Regions from separate parts of the Homo sapiens genome. Here region 1 is linked to region 2. The links are chromatin loops, found by intact Hi-C in ENCODE. Cell type or tissue: mesothelial cell of epicardium. All regions are shown on one strand.

The links. A loop is a pair of places that touch in the nucleus more often than their neighbours do. Peaks named below come from ENCODE experiments on the same cell type or tissue, not always from the same donor. Only the 100,000 strongest peaks of a DNase experiment are listed, where the experiment ranks them.
Region 1: it touches region 2 in a loop (15-fold over the local background); 1 of 110 quality-filtered maps calls a loop at or near these places.

Annotation. Positions count from the first base shown.
Region 1 is chr11:116,665,215-116,669,214 of GRCh38, forward strand. No RefSeq gene overlaps it. Among named protein-coding and RNA genes, the nearest start is that of LINC02702, 28 kb to the left of the region's middle. In mesothelial cell of epicardium, no CTCF peak of the experiment used is centred here; no DNase peak of the experiment used is centred here.
Region 2 is chr11:116,603,261-116,607,260 of GRCh38, forward strand. No RefSeq gene overlaps it. Among named protein-coding and RNA genes, the nearest start is that of LINC02702, 34 kb to the right of the region's middle. In mesothelial cell of epicardium, no CTCF peak of the experiment used is centred here; a DNase peak (open chromatin) is centred at 2,461.

The DNA of each region.
Region 1 (4,000 bases), 62 kb after region 2:
GACAGTGCTCTGAACTTTCGTGAGAGCTGAGGCAAACCTGAGCTTAAAGCACTACCTAGTGCCAAGAAAGAGAGGCAACAATATAGGATTAAGGAGACTTGCAGACAGCTACAAAGAACCTTTAAGCAAATATACCCTAGAAAGACCAGAACATGTGAGACAGTGATGACTAGAATAAGTAACTAATCTTTCAATGAAAATCCATAAATGTACATACACAAGAAACAACAGCAAACAGGGAATCATGACCTCCCCAGATGGACAAAGCAAAGAGCCAGTGATCAACCCTAACAAGATGGTGATGTGTGAACTCTCAGATAAAGAATTCAAAATAGCAATTCTAAGGAAATGCAGTGAATTCCAAGGTAATATAGAAAATCAATTCAGAAAATTAACAGAAATTTCACAAAAAGGTTGAAATAATTTTTTAAAAAATCAAACAAAAGTCCTGGAACTGAGAAATGCATTTACTGAACTGAAAAATACATTAGAGACTCTCAACAGCAGAAGGAAGATCAAGCAGAAGAATCAGTGAGCTCAAAGATAGTTTACTGGAAAATACACAGAAAAAAATGAAAAGGAATTTAAAATGCCTACAAGATATAGAAAATAATTGCCAAAAAGCAAATGTATGTCATTGGCATTCAGGAGGGAGTTGAGAAACAGCAAGAGTAAGAAGTTTGTTCAAAGAAACAATAAGAAAATTTTCCAAACCTAAAGAAAGATGTAAATATCCAGGTTCAGGGACCACCAAACAGATTCAACCCAAATAAGACTACCCCAAGGCATATAATAATCAGACTCTCAAAGGTCAAAGACAGAGGATCCTGAAAACAGCAAGAGAAAAGCAGCAAATAGTACATAAAAGAGCTCCAATTTGTCTAGCAACGTACTTCTCACCAGAAACAGAGGCCAGGAGGGAGGAGGACAACATGTTTAAAGTGTTTTTAAAGAAAACTGCTGAGTACATTGTACCTGGCAAAGCTTTCCTTCAAACATGAAGGAAAGAGAAAGTCTTTCCCAGACTAACAAAAGCTGAGGGAATTCATCACTAGACTCGTCATACAAGAAATGCTAAAGAGAGTTCTTCAATCTGAAAGAAAGGTTGCAAAAAGCAAGCATTTGAAGTTATAAAACTTACTAGTAAAAGTAAGTGAACAAATTCAGAATACTCTAACACTGTAACTGTGGTGTGTAATCCACTCATGTCTCTAGTATGAAGACTAAAAGACAAAACTATCAGAAATAATAACTACAGTAACCTGTTAAGAGATAGGCAAAATAAAAAGATGTAAACTGAGACAACAAAAGTCAAAATGTAGCAAGGGGTGGAGTTAAAGTGTAGAGTTTTGTTTAGTTTTTCCTTTGTTTCTTATTTTTGTGATCAAATTTAAGTTGCTGTCTGTTTAGAAGAACTTGTAAGCCTCATAGTAACCACAAAGCAAAAATCTATAAATACACTACAAATAAAAAGCAATCAATTAAAACATACTACCAGAGGAAGTCCATTCCAAGATGGCCAGATAGGAACAGCTCCAGTATGCAGCTCCCAGCGTGATTGACACAGAAGACAGGTGATTTCTGCATTTCCAATTCAGGTACCTGGTTCATCTCACTGGGACTTGTTGGACAGTAGGTACAGCCCATGGAGCATGAGCCAAAGCAGGGCAGGGCGTCACCTCACCCGGAAAGCACAAGGAGTCGGGAGATTTCCCTTTCCTAGCCAAGGGAAGCCATGACAGACTGTACCTGGAAAATTGGGACACTCCCGCCCTAACACTACACTTTTCCAACGGTCTTAGCAAATGGCACACCAGGAGATTATGCCCCGCGCCTGGCTCAGCGGGTCCCACGCCCACAGAGCCTTGCTCACTACTAGTGCAGCAGTCCAAGATCAAACTGCGAGGCAGCAGCCTGGCTGGGGAAGGGGCGTCCGCCATTGCTGAAGCTTGAGTAGGTAAACAAAGCGGCTGGGAAGCTCGAACTGGGTGGAGCCCACCACAGCTCAAGGAGGCCTGCCTGACTCTGTAGACTCCACCTCTGGGGGCAGGGCATAGCTGAACAAAAGGCAGCAGAAACTTCTGCAGACTTAAATGTCCCTATCTGACAGCTCTGAAGAGAGCAGTGGTTCTCCTAGCATGGAGTTTGAGCTCTGAGAATGGACAGACTGCCTCCTCAAGTGTGTCCCTGACCCCTGTGTAGCCTAACTGGGAGACATCTCCCAGTAGGGGCCGAATGACACCTCATAGAGCTGGGTGCCCCTCTGAAATGAAGCTTCCAGAGTAAGGATCAGGCAGTAATATTTGCTGTTCTGCAATATTTGCTATTCTGCAATATTTGCTATTCTGCAATATTTGCTATTCTGCAGCCTCTGCTGGTGATACACAGGTAAACAGAGTCTGGAGTGGACCTCCAGCAAACTCCAACAGATCTGCAGCTGAGGGACCTGACTGTCAGAAGGAAAACTAACAAACAGAAAGGAATAGCATCAACATCAACAAAAAGGACATCCACACCAAAACCCCATCTGTGGGTCACCATCATCGAAGACCAAAGGTAGATAAAACCACAAAGATGGGGAGAAACCAGAGCAGAAAAGCTGAAAATTCTAAAAACCACAGCATCCCTTCTCCTGCAAAGGATTACAGCTCCTTGCCAGCAACGGAATAAAGCTGGACGGAGAATGACTTTGATGAGCTGACAGAAGTAGGCTTCAGAAGGTTGGTAATAACAAACTTCTCTGAGTTAAGGGAGGATATTCGAACCCATCACAAGGAAGCTAAAAGCCTTGCAAACAGATTAGATGAATGGCTAACTAGAATAAGCAGTGTAGAGAAGACCTTAAATGACCTGATGGAGCTGAAAACCATGGAACAAGAACTATGTGACACATGCACAAGCTTCAGTAGTTGATTCAATAAACTGAAAGAAAGGGTATCAGTGATTGAAGATCAAATTAATGAAGTGAGAAGTTTAGAGAAAAAAGAGTAAAAAGAATGAACAAAGCCTCCAAGAAATATGGGACTATGTGAAAACACCAAATCTACGTTTGATTGGTGTACCTGAAAGTGACGGGGAGAATGGAACCAAGTTCGAAAACACTCTTCAGGATATTGTCCAGGAGAACTTCCCCAACCTAGCAAGGCAGGCAAACATTCAAACTCAGGAAATACAGAGAACACTACCAAGATGCTCCTTGAGAGGAGCAACCCCAAGACACATAATTGTCAGATTCACCAAGGTTGAAATGAAGGAAAAAATGTTAATGGCACCCAGAGAGAAAGGTCGAGTTAGCCACAAAGGGAAGCCCATCAGACTAACAGTGGATCTCTCAACAGAAACTCTACAAGTCAGAAGAGAGTGGGCACCAATATTCAACATTCTTAAAGAATTTTCAACCCAGAATTTCATATCCAGCCAAACAAAGCTTCATAAGGAGAAATAAAATCCTTTATAGACCAGCAAATGCTGAGAGATTTTGTCACCACCAGCCCTGCCTTACAAGAGCTCCTGAAGGAAGCACTAAACATGGAAAGGAACAACCGGTACCAGCCACTGCAAAAACATGCCAAATTGTAAAGACCATCGATGCTAGGAAGAAACTGCATCAACTAACGGGAAAAATAACCAGCTAACATCATAATGACAGAATCAAATTCACACATAACAATATTAACCTTAAATGTAAATGGGCTAAATGCCCCAATTAAAAGACACAGACTGGCAAGTTAGATGAAGAGTCAAGACCCATCAGTGTGCTGTATTCAGGAAACCCATCTCATGTGCAGACACACACATAGGCTCAAAATAAAGGGATGGAGGAAGACCTACCAAGCAAATGGAAAACAAAAAAAGCAGGTGTTGTTGCAATCCTAGTCTCTGATAAAACAGACTTTAAACCAACAAAGATCAAAAGGGACAAAGAAGGCCATTACATAATGGTAAAGGGAGCTAACTACCCTAAATATATATGCACCCAATACAGGAGCGCCCAGATTCA
Region 2 (4,000 bases):
GCACTTTGGGAGGCCAAGGTGGGTGGATCACTTGAGGTCAAGAGTTTGAGACCAGCCTGGCCAACATAGTGAAAACCTATCTCTACTAAAAATATAAAAATGTGCTAGGCGTGGTGGCGGGCACCTGTAATCCCAGCTACTTGGGACACTGAGGCAGGAAAATCACTTGAACCTGGGAGGCAGAGGTTGCAGTGAGCTGAGTTCATACCACTGCACTCCAGCCTGGGCAACAGAGCAAGACTGTCTTTAAAAAAAAGGGGGTGATAGAAGGAATGACATAATGGAAGCAAAATACTTTGTGAAGGGCATCATGCTATCCAATGATCCCTCTGACCCTCCCAATTTGCATGGGAAGGTCTTTCTCCTCCCCTCTCAGAAGATGCTGATGGTCCTCTTTGGCCCTAAGTAAGCCCAAGCTACAGAGGGGAGTGATGGCAACCACCTGTGTGCTTGGCACTGCCTTTCCAGCCTCCTGAAGGCAGTGGTCCATAAACCTGCTGTCCCCAGGTGAAGGAAGAAGGGGAAGAAGGCCCAGAGCACCCTGGGAGATGCCATGCATAATTGCTAATAAGCAGGCGTGACCGAGTCTTAACAATAATTAATGTTACCAACCAAGAACTTGTCCATTTCGGGGTCTAATGGTTTTTCAGCACATTAAACATTAAAGGGGCAATCACCTCGCATGCACCGGTGCCCACACGGCTGCCCCGTGTCTTGCCTGCTGACAACCGGGAACTGCAGGCAGAGCCCCAGGCAGAACCTGGAGGGCGGGGAGGGGCTGTTCCCCCACCCTGCGGTTCTAGGCACAAAACCTCATCAGACTGCCTCCTGAAGGCCCTGGCTGCTGCCCATGGGAGTTGGCCTCAGCCCGGATGGGATGTCTCCATAAGGCCCTGCTTTGCATCTCCAGGGTTGAGGTCCCCCGGGTCAGAAAGAGGTCGGGCTCCGAGGTCAGGAAAGCCCTGCCAGATTCCCCTTGCCACCTCCCCTCCAGTGGCATTCTTCCAAAGAAGGACACTCCACTGCCAGGTCAACCGCTTCCCACTGGAATGGGGCAGATTCTGGACATTCGGAGTAAATAGAATTCTCTGTAACTCTATGCACTGTCAGTCACTCCTATGTCGTCTCCTCTTTTATTCTATACAATTTGCAGTATCAATTTTGCTATCCCCATTTTGCAGCTAATGAAATATAGGCTCAGAGAAACTGACTAGTTCACTCAAGATACACAGCGATGAGAGGAGGCGCCAAAATTCAAACCCAGGTTTAGCCTTCTCCAACGTCTGTGTCCTTAGAGGAACCCTCCCAAGTGCATTTGCAGACTCTCCATGTGCCCTGGATAAGTGGTTCTGGGCCATAGAAGCAGGAGTTGTTGAGATTCTTGGCTCTTTCTGAGGTCCAGTAAAAGTAGCTCTTGACCTGAAATTGGAAGACCTGGGGTCTTCAAGTGGGAGCTCTGGTCCTGCTTTACAGTATGACCTGAGGCAAGTTATTTAATCTACACTGTGCTTCTGTTTTCTCACTTGAGAAATGGAAAGAATATTTTCTACTTAACATGATTTTTGGAGGTATTAAATGAGAGTACAGAAGACTTAGGAAGCTGAAAACCAGCATCCTCATCATCTTCATCATCATCATCATTCTCAAGCTTCGGATGCCACCCTGTGATGTCCGGTCAACAGCATATGTGCAGATAACAGTGCAAGCAGGCCTCTCATTCATTCCTGTGTAGTTAGTGATATGTATGTAGCTGTGCATTCCTTCCTCTCTCCTGGGGTCTCCTCAGATGTATGTGTCTTTGTGTGACCTTTCTCATTTATAAATTTTTCAGGAATGCAGAATTCATTGACCAAGATTTCCATCCCACCCTGACCTCTAGCATAGACCATGGAAGCAACATTATCATGTTTGTCTTCAGTGAATCCTCCACCCTCACCCACTCTTGGCCCCTTCTTGCTGTTCCTTGGATACCACGGGGCCTCTTACTCTGGTACACCCCCTAGCCCACTCCCCCTGGACAGTGGCCCTTGATCCAGACCTTTCATCAACCCTCCATCAAAACATACTGACCTGTGCTACATCTCCTCTCAGCTAACATATTTGCATGTTACAGGGGCTCTTAAGCTTGTCCCAGCCCCTCAAAGGTAATACGACTTTGGGAGCATGGGGACAAAATGCACCTCCCCCCCACCCTTCCCCCCCCCCTCCGCCCACACACATACACAGTAGCACATTAACTAATCCCCTGTGCTACAGACCTATCTCCAAATACAGCAGTCACAGATCAGCCCAGTGGTCTGTCAGCTCACGTTCATTTGCACCTCAGATTATATCATCTTACAAATAATGGTGTCCACTCCAGGGGCCCTGGGTTTTGGAAAGGAGCTTCACTGATCATCGCCCTGGATTCCAACGTCTTACCTGAGACTTGGACCTTCCCCAGCCCCTGGGCCCTGTCCAAGGTGCTGATGCTTTTCTTGTTTGCCACAGTCCCCTAGAGGGCACCAATGCCCCTGCAAGAGGGCCCATTCACACGGAGCCCTCCCAGTCAGTGGATTAAGGTGGGAAAGACATAAACCACATTACATCACTTCAATCTCAATATTTCCCTGTGAAGTGGAGGTAAGGATAAAGACTTGGCTGTTGTGAGAATCATATGTGATAAAATATTGAATCACAGGGCAGACACACCTTCCTCCTAGAAAATCACTGACCTGTATCAACACCCTAAGAACCAATCTCTTCATTCTCAATAGAAGCAGTGCCACCTCCTCTGTGAAACCTTTCTTGGCCCTGACCCCTCATCAGGAAACTAATCAATAGCTTCCCCCGGGATTCACCCAGTGCATACTCATGCGTCCCCTTCCAGCACTAACTCACACACTACATTCTATTTATCAGAGTGCACATCTGCCTTTCTCCCTGGACTGCAAGATCCCCAGGCAAAGTGCTGTGCCCTGTTTCCTGCATGCCTGTTCCTCCAGATGCATAAGGGATGCATAGACACAGGAGTCCAGCCTCCCAGAATTTAGGGGAAGGATTTCCCATCCAGCCCCACTGTCTCTCTGTCCTACTCCACCCACCCTGCCCCTGGCTGCCCCAGTCTGTCTGTGCTGGGCCCACTCATCTCCCACCCTCAAAGGCTCAGCCTACCCCCACTTGCTTGTACTAAATTTCCCCAAGTCATAGTTTCTTCCATCACAAAATATAATAATAACATTATCTTGGGGTTGCTTGGGGATGGGATTTTCTACTTTATGAATAGCCTCCACCATATTCTGGTATGACCCCACCTTTTCCCTCCCTGCCATTTCCCCTCCATCCTGTTCCTCTCCCAATGCCCATACCCGTCACTCCTTTCCCAGTGAAGGCAGACACTCTGCATTCACTATGTGAGGCTGGGCTGGGTCCTTCTAGAGGATTTCCTTGTTAGGTCTCTGCCACCATGCCCTTCTCTTCCCCCACGAATGTGGCAGAGTCTTAGTCCCTTCCTGCTGCTATAATAAAATGCCTTATGCTGGGTCATTCATACACAACAGAAATGTATTGGTGATAGTTCTGGGGGCTGAGAAGTCCAAGATCAAGACACCAGTAAATTCAGTCCTCATAAATGGTGCCTTCTTGTTGTGTCTTTATGTGGCAGAAGTGGCAAGGGAAAATCGGTGAACAAGCTCCGTCAGGCTTCTTTTATAAATGCACCAATCCATTCATGAAGGTGGGACCCTCATGTCCTAATCACCTCTCAAAGACCTTGCCTACTAATACCATCACACTGGAGCTTAAGTGTCAACATATGACACATAAATTTGAGGGGGGCACATACATAGAACCTAGCAGGTGCCTAGTGTTACACTGACTTCTGTGCAGGAAGTAGCATGTCTGAAAGCTGGCTCCAGGGCAGTGTGAGCCTCCTCATCTCTGGGAGGCAGAGGAGCTGCAGTTGCCTGGTGTCACCACCACTTGCCTGCTCAGCAAGGTCCCATGTGGGCTGAGCAATGCC